2 separate regions of the Homo sapiens genome follow, and region 1 is linked to region 2. Evidence: read pairs that join two places in POLR2A ChIA-PET (ENCODE). Cell type or tissue: OCI-LY7. All regions are shown on one strand. Links, peaks and the distances in the headings refer to the core of each region. The heading gives the core; the rest is flanking DNA.

Evidence for each region. Peaks named below come from ENCODE experiments on the same cell type or tissue, not always from the same donor. Only the 100,000 strongest peaks of a DNase experiment are listed, where the experiment ranks them.
Region 1: POLR2A ChIA-PET joins it to region 2 with 5 read pairs; 3 of 35 experiments call an interaction of 5 or more read pairs at or near these places.

What each region holds. Positions count from the first base shown.
Region 1 is chr5:107,398,510-107,402,908 of GRCh38, reverse strand. All of the region lies in intron 2 of EFNA5 (ephrin A5), which reads left to right. Among named protein-coding and RNA genes, the nearest start is that of EFNA5, 270 kb to the left of the region's middle. RefSeq lists an enhancer at 754-1,291. In OCI-LY7, for the core only: no CTCF peak of the experiment used is centred there; no DNase peak of the experiment used is centred there.
Region 2 is chr5:107,510,370-107,514,768 of GRCh38, reverse strand. All of the region lies in intron 1 of EFNA5 (ephrin A5), which reads left to right. Among named protein-coding and RNA genes, the nearest start is that of EFNA5, 160 kb to the left of the region's middle. RefSeq lists enhancers at 1,343-1,402, 2,387-2,681 and a silencer at 2,387-2,681. In OCI-LY7, for the core only: no CTCF peak of the experiment used is centred there; DNase peaks (open chromatin) are centred at 298, 808, 1,198, 2,578 and 2 weaker places; H3K4me3 peaks cover 2,940 bases; H3K27ac peaks cover 4,000 bases.

The DNA of each region.
Region 1 (4,399 bases), core at 152-4,151, 110 kb after region 2:
ATTTGCTTCATGATCTGCTTCAAGGCCAGTTCCTTTCCTCCCACAAAGGTTACGACTTCAGGCAAGCTGTGCTTCCACTGGCAGGAGGAAATTTGCCCGAAGACTTGATTTAGTCAGAATCAAAGCATCCTGCCACAGAATTTCTTTTTTCAATTATCTCCGAAGAGGCAGCCAGACTTTAAATGTATCAGTATAATAAATGTAATGAAATAAGGCAGACACTCCTTTCCCCCTGTTGCTATCAATGGAAGGTGCGTATACAGTAGTGTATCCACACCCGGAAGCCTGTGAAACTTACCTTGCTGTCAGCACATATATCTTGGCAACAGCACGTTGTAGGGATGGCTGTAGATTTCTTGTGGCATGATAAATAAATGCATGCATTGGTTTTACCTGCAGTGTTTACATCTTTCAGACTGTAAAAGCAAATTGGCATGATGATGCTGAAAGTAATTAATATTATTTTTCATAGTGAAGAAGCATCATATAGCCTTTGTTTTGTGGTATGGTCCTAATTACTAATCATATTTACCTGCATGATTTTGTTGTGCATAGTCATATTTTTTGTTCAAGACAGCCCTCGCTAGCCTTACAGACATATATACACAATTAAATCTTGCCATTTTATTATGCTAGAGCAATTAGATGCCATCCTTGTAATGAGAAACATGACATCTTCATCGCTCTTTTCTATATTTTCATGTTGTTTTAATGCAGACATTTACCAGAATTGAATACAGTCTTCCTCCTCCTCCTACACACACATACACCCCTAATTGAATATCTACATATCTCCAAGGAGTCCTGTCGGTGAAACCATGTATTCATCTTCTTTAGTTCTTAGGCCACTTTGGTTTAAGAGTAAGAACTGTTGCTTTTATGAAGTGCCTTTTTCTATAAAGTCAAAACCTCACAGCAGTGCACAGAAAGCCGATGGTATAAAGGAGCTAAGTAGAGTCTTTAATAGAGAGAGCTGGGTTGTAAGTGTTTTTGTTCCTACAGAGCAGATAGATTTGGCTCCATCTGTTCCATATTCATAACAAAGGAGCACACTTACAGGAGGGCCAACTTCCCCGGAGCCGCCTGGTAATGATCTTTTCACCCGAATGAAAGCATCTGAACCCAGTGGCTTGGCCCTGCAAAAGCAGCTAGCAGGATTGCCCTTCAGAATCTTGATTTCCTTGTAACTCAGGTTGACATAAATTTCCCCAATATATAGAGTGAAAAGAATTTACTGATTTCTCATCTTCCTACAGCCCTGTGTGGTTGGAAAGTTCAAAATGTATGTGTTTTACCTCCCCCTCCTGCAACCACAGAAGATTTGTAATTAAATAGAATTTGATAGTATGGGGGAAGTTTGCACTTGAAGTATCTGTAAAGGTATCACAGGGGAGAGGCTGTTCTTCAAACTTTTAAGTTGTTTCTATTCAGACTTTTTTAATCTTTTTAAAACTGGGGTTAATGAATAGAAATATGAGTTACACCAAATAAGGGAAAACCCCTGTTGAGTTTTGTAATTAGCAAACTTCAAAGCCAATTTCAATTGAGACCTCTTAGATTAAAAAGATAAGTTGACCCAAGAGTTTTCTTCCACTAAGCAGCGGCAAAATAGATTGATTTTTTCCTCAAAATGCCAAGTAATACAATAAATCTTCCTATTTGTGTGACATGTGGAGTCAGCATAGAAATATAAATGATTCCTTAAAACTTAAGTAGCACATCGGTATTACTATCATGGCTAATGGATAGAATACTTGTTTTTATATGTTAGCTGCAGAAATTTCTTAAGAAATAGAAACAAAATGTTAAAGGATGGTTATCCTTTTTTCCATTCTGCAGGCTTTTCATATGCTAGAAGCTCCTAAAAATGCATCATTGATTTATTTACTATACTACATGTTAAAGTTATAATTGTAATTTATCAATCTTTTGTTATCCATCTGTGCATTGTCTGATTGCTAAACTAAGGTTTCTGGGAAAATCAAATAGTAAACAAATCTCTCAATAAGCTTGCAGCAGTAATAAAGTAGGCAAAGTTTTCATCTAGCTAGCTATGAGATTGCTCTGTGCATTAGCAAGAGGAAATATAAAAGGTAATATTCACAGAGAGTGAAAAACATAGCAAATCAATCTGTGAAGATCTCAAGTTTCTGGAACACCTTGCTGCCTTTGGTTATTTTTTGTAATATATAACCTTGAATATTTCTGGCTAATTCAGTTTTCTGTTCATTCGCTTATTCACTCCTACCAAAGTGTTTCTTGGGTACCTCCTTTGTGCCAAGCACTATGTTAGATTTTAGAAACACTGTGATATATTAAAGAATGGTTCCTGCTTCTGGAGCTTACAGCTTCATCAGGAAGTAGACAATAAACCAGGAAACAAACAAATCTATAACTGTCAGTTATACTAGTAGGGAGCTGGATGCAGTGCCAGAGAAACATGGAGATAGCTTTCGATTAGGTGGTCATAGGAGGCTTCTCTGAGGAGGCAGCATGTAATCCAGGACCTGAAAGGAAGTGTCAGGATGAGTTTTTGATACACAGAAGGGTGGGTTTTATCTGTAAAATGTTTATTTAAATTTTACGCTTAAAATTTGATATTTGACTTATTGAAGTTATACATTTTTTTAAATCTTTCTAAAAATTTCAAATTTAGCCTATTCAGATTAGCTTATATGTTTTATTCTATATATAAGGCTAGCAAATGTAAATATTTGGATTCATTTAAAACCTTGGTGAATTAAATAGACTTTAAAACATTTTAAGCTGAACTTAGATTTAGTTATTCTCTATCATTTAAAAATATTTTAGTTGTCTGACTGTAAAAACTTATTTCAGTAATTCTTACTATAATAAATTAAATTTTAAAATATGATGAACCTTTAGTTCTCTTAAATGTTCCAAAACTGTACACGTAAATTATAGGTTTCATCACTGCTAAAATTTCACTTAGTCACAAATCTAAGTCGATTTTTCCATTATATATTTTAAATTAGAATTGCTTGTCTGACCGGTTACTCAAGTTGGCCAAAGTTATCCCACAGTTTAAAAGTATTAAAGTACCACATTCACAGGTGGCATTTTTTAATACACAAGAAATACTCGTTCTATGGTTTTGATTCTTTAAAAAATGCCTCTTTTAAGCTCTGCTGTGGTTGAAAGATAGTTGTATCCCTCAGCACAGTTTGGGGGGTTATGTTCTCATGTAACATCTGAGGTGCTTTAACTTGCTGAGAGGTTTCTCTGATCTTCATGATTAGAGGAATTCAGCAAGGACAATGTCACCCTTACCTGTGATCATGATTGTCCAGAGCCACCTTTTATCATTACTTAAAGAAGCCCATGGTCACTTGGATTCTAATCTCACTTTGCTTTTATTCTCTGTTCACTGGGAGGGGCCTGCAACCTGTACCCAAGCTATCATTTGATTAAATTCTACATATCTTTGGATCTAAAGATGCCCACGTTCCCATTCCTTTCTCTCTCTCTCTCTCCTTCCTTCCTTCTCTCTCTCTTCTTTCCTTCCTTCCTTCCTCCCTCCTTCCTTTCCTTTCCTTTCCTTTCCTTTCCTTTCCTTTCCTTTCCTTTCCGTTTCCTTCCTTCCTTCCTTCCTTCTTTAGTAGAGATGGGGTTTTGCCATGTTGGCCAGGCTGGTCTCAAACTTCTGACCCTCAGGTGATCTGCCCGCCTTGGCCTCCTAAACTGCTGGGATTACAGGCGTGAGCCACCACGCCTGGCCTCCTTTCACTTATTTCTTACTTCTTGGGACCCCACACTCTTACAGATATTGAAATGCTACCTACTTGAATTTTGTATATCCCTGGCTTTGCCTGATTATTACATCAGTTCCCAAGATCATTCTACAAGAAGGAGCCAGCAGTGTGGGCAGGGGAGACTTCTAGTTCTCGGACAAGGACCTTTTTTGTTTTCTTAATTTCTTTGACATTTACCACTACCCCTCTCTTCACTTTTGTGTCCTAATCCTAAATTTTGGTTCATATTAGGTCAACAAATCACGTTGCAGCTAGAAGATTTTTTTTTTTTTTTTTTTTTTGAGGCAGTGTCTCATTCTGTCACCCAGGCTGGAGTGCAGTGGTACAGACACGGCTCACTGCAGCTTTGACCTCCTGGGCTCAAGCCATTCTCCTGCCTCAGCCTCCCAAGTTGCTGGGAACATAGGTACACATCACCACACCTGGCCAATAAAAAAAAAATTTTTTTTTATATAGAGACAGGGTCTTGCCACGTTGCCCAGGCTGTTCTCAAACTCTCGGGCTCAAGCAGTCCTCCTGTCTCAGCCTTCCCGAATGCTGGGATTACAGATGTGAGCCACTGTGCCTGGCCTCGACAGATTTTTTTTAAATCCCTACAATAATTCTTCAAATCTTTATTAAACACC
Region 2 (4,399 bases), core at 182-4,181:
TCATAGAATCCTTGTAGAGACTTGGGCTTTTACTCTGAATGAGACAGGAAGCCATTGGAGGGTCTGAGCATTTGTTTCTCCTCCTTTGAAGAATAATTTTTTTATTTGCTTGACAATAAAAAGGGTTAGCACATTTCCATTTTTAGGGTTACCATTGGCCTTTGTGTTGATGGTTCCTTCTGGCAGAAAAATAAATCTGCCCTTGTATGTCAGCTTCCTTGGGTCTCCCACACACTCGTCAGGTTGTGGAGAAGTTTGAATTTAAAACAAGCATTTCACAAATGACTCACGTTCCAGGTGGGATGATGTGTTCTCTGCCTACCACAGAGAAGGGAGAAATCAGTTCACATGAAACAGTAACCTTTTCTTTCTCTCTGCATTTTCCTAGGAGCAGAAAAGCACACAAATGCTTTCTTTCTGATTGTGTATTTGGAATGTTCCTTAAGATGGATCTCTGTTGAATTCCCAAGTGAATACTCCAATCTGTATTTAGTCTCAAATTCTGACAAAAAAGAAAACCTCTACCTGATGAGGAGCCCCGTCTCTCTGCTGTTTTCTTTAGGTCTGGAAGATCAGGGATGCTTCATAACTTGGTGCCAGAAGAGAAGGGAAGATTGATTGGGGTTTTATGAGGTGGCAAAATACATAGCTAAACCTGGGGACAGGGATGTCATTTAGCATGACAGAAACAGCAGAAAACAGGAATAGTGCTTTATTTTGTTGTTTTTGTTAAAGCAATGTGAGACTTGTTATTTCTACCCCCGTGGTCCTGGTTGTTTTTGTGTTCAGCACAGACGTTCAGGAAACAGATTCCAGCACCAACACCTGTGCGACGCTGACCCAGGCCTACCTCGCAACATCCTCCTCTCTTACTGTATCACACAGATCAGCTTACATGTCACACTTATTTCCTCTCCCCTCTGCTCATCCATCCATAGCTATCCACTGAGCATTTCTGTCCCTCCCTCTGAGTTCTTGGAATTAAAGAAAAAACAACATAGAGCCCAGTATCTCAGTGAAGAGCCTGTTTTTAATGGACGGATACCACCAGCCTCTTTCTGTTCAGAAACATCTTATGAATCACAAGCAGTTTTGCAGGCTTGCAAGAAGCTGGTGCCCCACAGCACCCGTCATGTAGAATAAATAAATGAACAGTTGATTTCGGTGGGGTGTCGGTGTCCTATTTTTAGAATACCATGTTTTCTGCTGGGGCCATTCAGGTAGTTCTCGTTTTAAAATTCTAACATCTGCCCAGCATACATCTTCTGACATCTGGCTTCCACTTGCTACACAAGTGAGACACTTTGACTCATTTCCCCATCTTTGCAGTGGGAGAGTACCCATTCCTGACATGCTCTGAAATGGGGCAGGTAGCAAATGATTTGGAAACAAAACCCACAGAATCAACATGCTCATCACATTTTATTATTAATTGAGCTCCCAAGCGAGTGTTTCCTTGTAAATCCCAACAGGCTTTTATTTGATAGAGTCTCTCTCTCTCTCTCTCCCTCTCCCTCTCCTCTTGGCTCAGGAGGGGGCAAAGCTGCCCCTCTTTTCCCAGCCCCAAATCTCTGACTACAGTAGGACTTAAGCACAGCAGCCTGAGCTGAAGCATGTCATCCCTGAAACAAAGCTACAGAGGCATGGTGCCAAGGCAGCCAGGGAAGCACAAATTACCTCTCATGCCTGGTGGGTGAGGCCCCTAGCCCCATCCCTGAGTCCATTCCTCCTGGCCACTGGGTACGTAAGTACCCATCAGGAAGGGGCAGAGCCTCTTTCTACTAAGAGTAGTACAGTCCAAATCATCAAAGGAGACCTCATCAAGACTAGCTCACTTGGAGACTTCTTCACCAAGGAGCACAGACTTAAATTTACAGTTGATTCTCTCCACAGCAATTTTATGTCTTCAAAGAGCTCCCCAATTATTTTTATTACGTTTTCTTGGTAAGCAACCCATGGTGAGGTAGTGCACAATGAACTACCTGAGGTATAAAAGAAGTTAAGTGATTTACTCAGAAAGAGTGGTTAGCAGGGTTGCCTTTGAATTCAGAACAGCATTCTCGGTGATTGCTGCTTGATGGAGCTGTCATCTTGGAGTTAAGTTCTCGTATATGCTTTTGCAAAAACACCATGGTGTGTGTTTGGCTCTGGCAAAACTTTATCTCATTGCTCTATTTTAATGGCAATAATCACTGGAAATCAGCACAAAGTCTTCAGCTTCTTAACCTGGGTGACATGCTTCAGTTTTGTGCCTTCTGTGACTCTCTGTAATGATGGCCTACAAGAACTGTAAACCTCCTAGAAGGTAAAAAAAAACAGGCTAGAGTATTGATTTCAGGTTGTGTGAGGAAGAAACAAGGTGGGGGTTTTTGTGTTTTTTGTTGTTGTTGTTGTTGTTGTTGTTTTGTTTGTTTTGTTTTGCCCCTCAGCTTGCAAATCAGTTGCTTATACCCAGGCGATTGCAGCCATTTACACCCTACTGAGGAGCCTATGTGGGGTTCTTTAACCACTGAGCCAGGATTGATTGACAGCCACTGTCTTCAACTACAACAGAGATGGAGTGAGCGCTTATACAGACTCAGTGGGGTGGGACTTCCCTGTTGAATGCTGCTTTATGTCTTTTCAGGCAAATGCCATTTACATCTGCCCACCATTTGAAGTCTCTTTTGACTTTCTATTTCTTTCGAAAGGAAGTAAAACAAGTGTTGCAGGAGCCACAGATAGCATCATGGCATTTTCTTCATTTTCTCAAAATGCACCTTTTGGGTGTTTTGTGAGCAAGATCTTAAGGAAAGTAGGTCTTTTCAGATGAAAATTTTGTGAAGTCTTACTATGATGTAAGCTAATGAAAATTTGGGGGAATGCATTGTGAGTAGGCAGGGCTATAATTGTTTTTTAGCCCTTTGAACAAACCATGTCTACATATAACATGTTCATGGTGCCACATTATTAGTCAGGTTTTTTTTAAGAAAAGTAATATATGTATGCATTGATAGATAAGAACTATTTTTTTTATGATAGTTTTGATGTTAAATAGGCAGTGGTGATAAGGATGAATTTAGAGCTATGCTATTAGATGATTTAGGGCACTTAATTTACAGATTAAAGTTGAAACTAAAAAGATTGTTGTACTTTTAAAAAAGCTTCAGGTTGGAATGTAACACTTTATAAATGGATATTCATAGAAAGTCACAATAGCAAAATATAGATTTACAAAATCAGTGTATTTTTTAGGATACCATTTATTTTATTATTAAAATACTGAGTTTATTTTACATGTATATTTTTGTTTCTCTACCAGTTTCATGCTTGACTACCACTACTACTATATTCTATCATAATATTCCATACATCCATTTACTTTAAAAATGTGTTCAAATATCCCTGATCTCATCATCTTTTCAAACTTCGTGGGGATTTTATATTTAGAAATGCAACTATGGTGCCGGGAGCAGTGGCTCACTCTTGTAATCCCAGCACTTTGGGATGCCGAGGCGGGCTGATCACCTGAGGTCAGAAGTTCGAGACCAGCCTGACCAACATGGTGAAACCCTGTCTCTACTAAAAATACAAAATTAGCCAGGCGTGGTGGCGCATGCCTGTTATCCCAGCTGCTAGAGAGGCTGAGACAGGAGAATCACTTGAACCTGGGAGGCAGAGGTTGCAGTGAGCCAAGATCGTGCCATTGCACTCCAGCCTGGGCAACAAGAGCAAAACTCTCCGTCTCACACACACACACACACACACACACACACACACACACACAAAGAAAAAGAAAGAAATGCAACTATGTTGAAATAATTATATAATCATTTTGATGACCATCCAGTCCACAAGGTTGAATTAACCATGTAGTTTAAAATAGTTTCTGTTTGAGAGTATTGTAAAGTAAGAAAAGATTTTTGGTCCTTGCAAAATCCTGAGTAGGTAGCTCGTTGTCATCCTAGTCTCAGTGTGTAGCTTTGGAGAAACTGATCACAACTTTTTTGAGACTGTGTTAAAACTTGCATCCAGGAGGTTTATAAAAAAAGATTGGGCTGTTCTGGTCTTCAGCACCTCATGACTTATTTTCTAAATTGTGACCCAGTCTTTCTAGTTTATTTCTTTACTCATATATTCAAGAAAACGTACTAAGCACCTACTTGTCATAAACATTTAAGACTTCCTGGTAACCACCATTTAAAGTATTCATATTGTAGTATTACCAGAAAGGGGTCCAGATCCAGACCCCAAGAGAGGGTTCTTGGATCTCGCAAGGAGTTTGGTGCAAGTCCCTAGAGTAAAGTGAAAGGAAAGTAAAGGAATAAAAGAATGGCTACTCCATAGGCAGAGCAGCAGCTTGAGGTGCTAGACTAAGGATACTTACAGTTATTTCTTGATTATAGGCTAAACAGAGAGT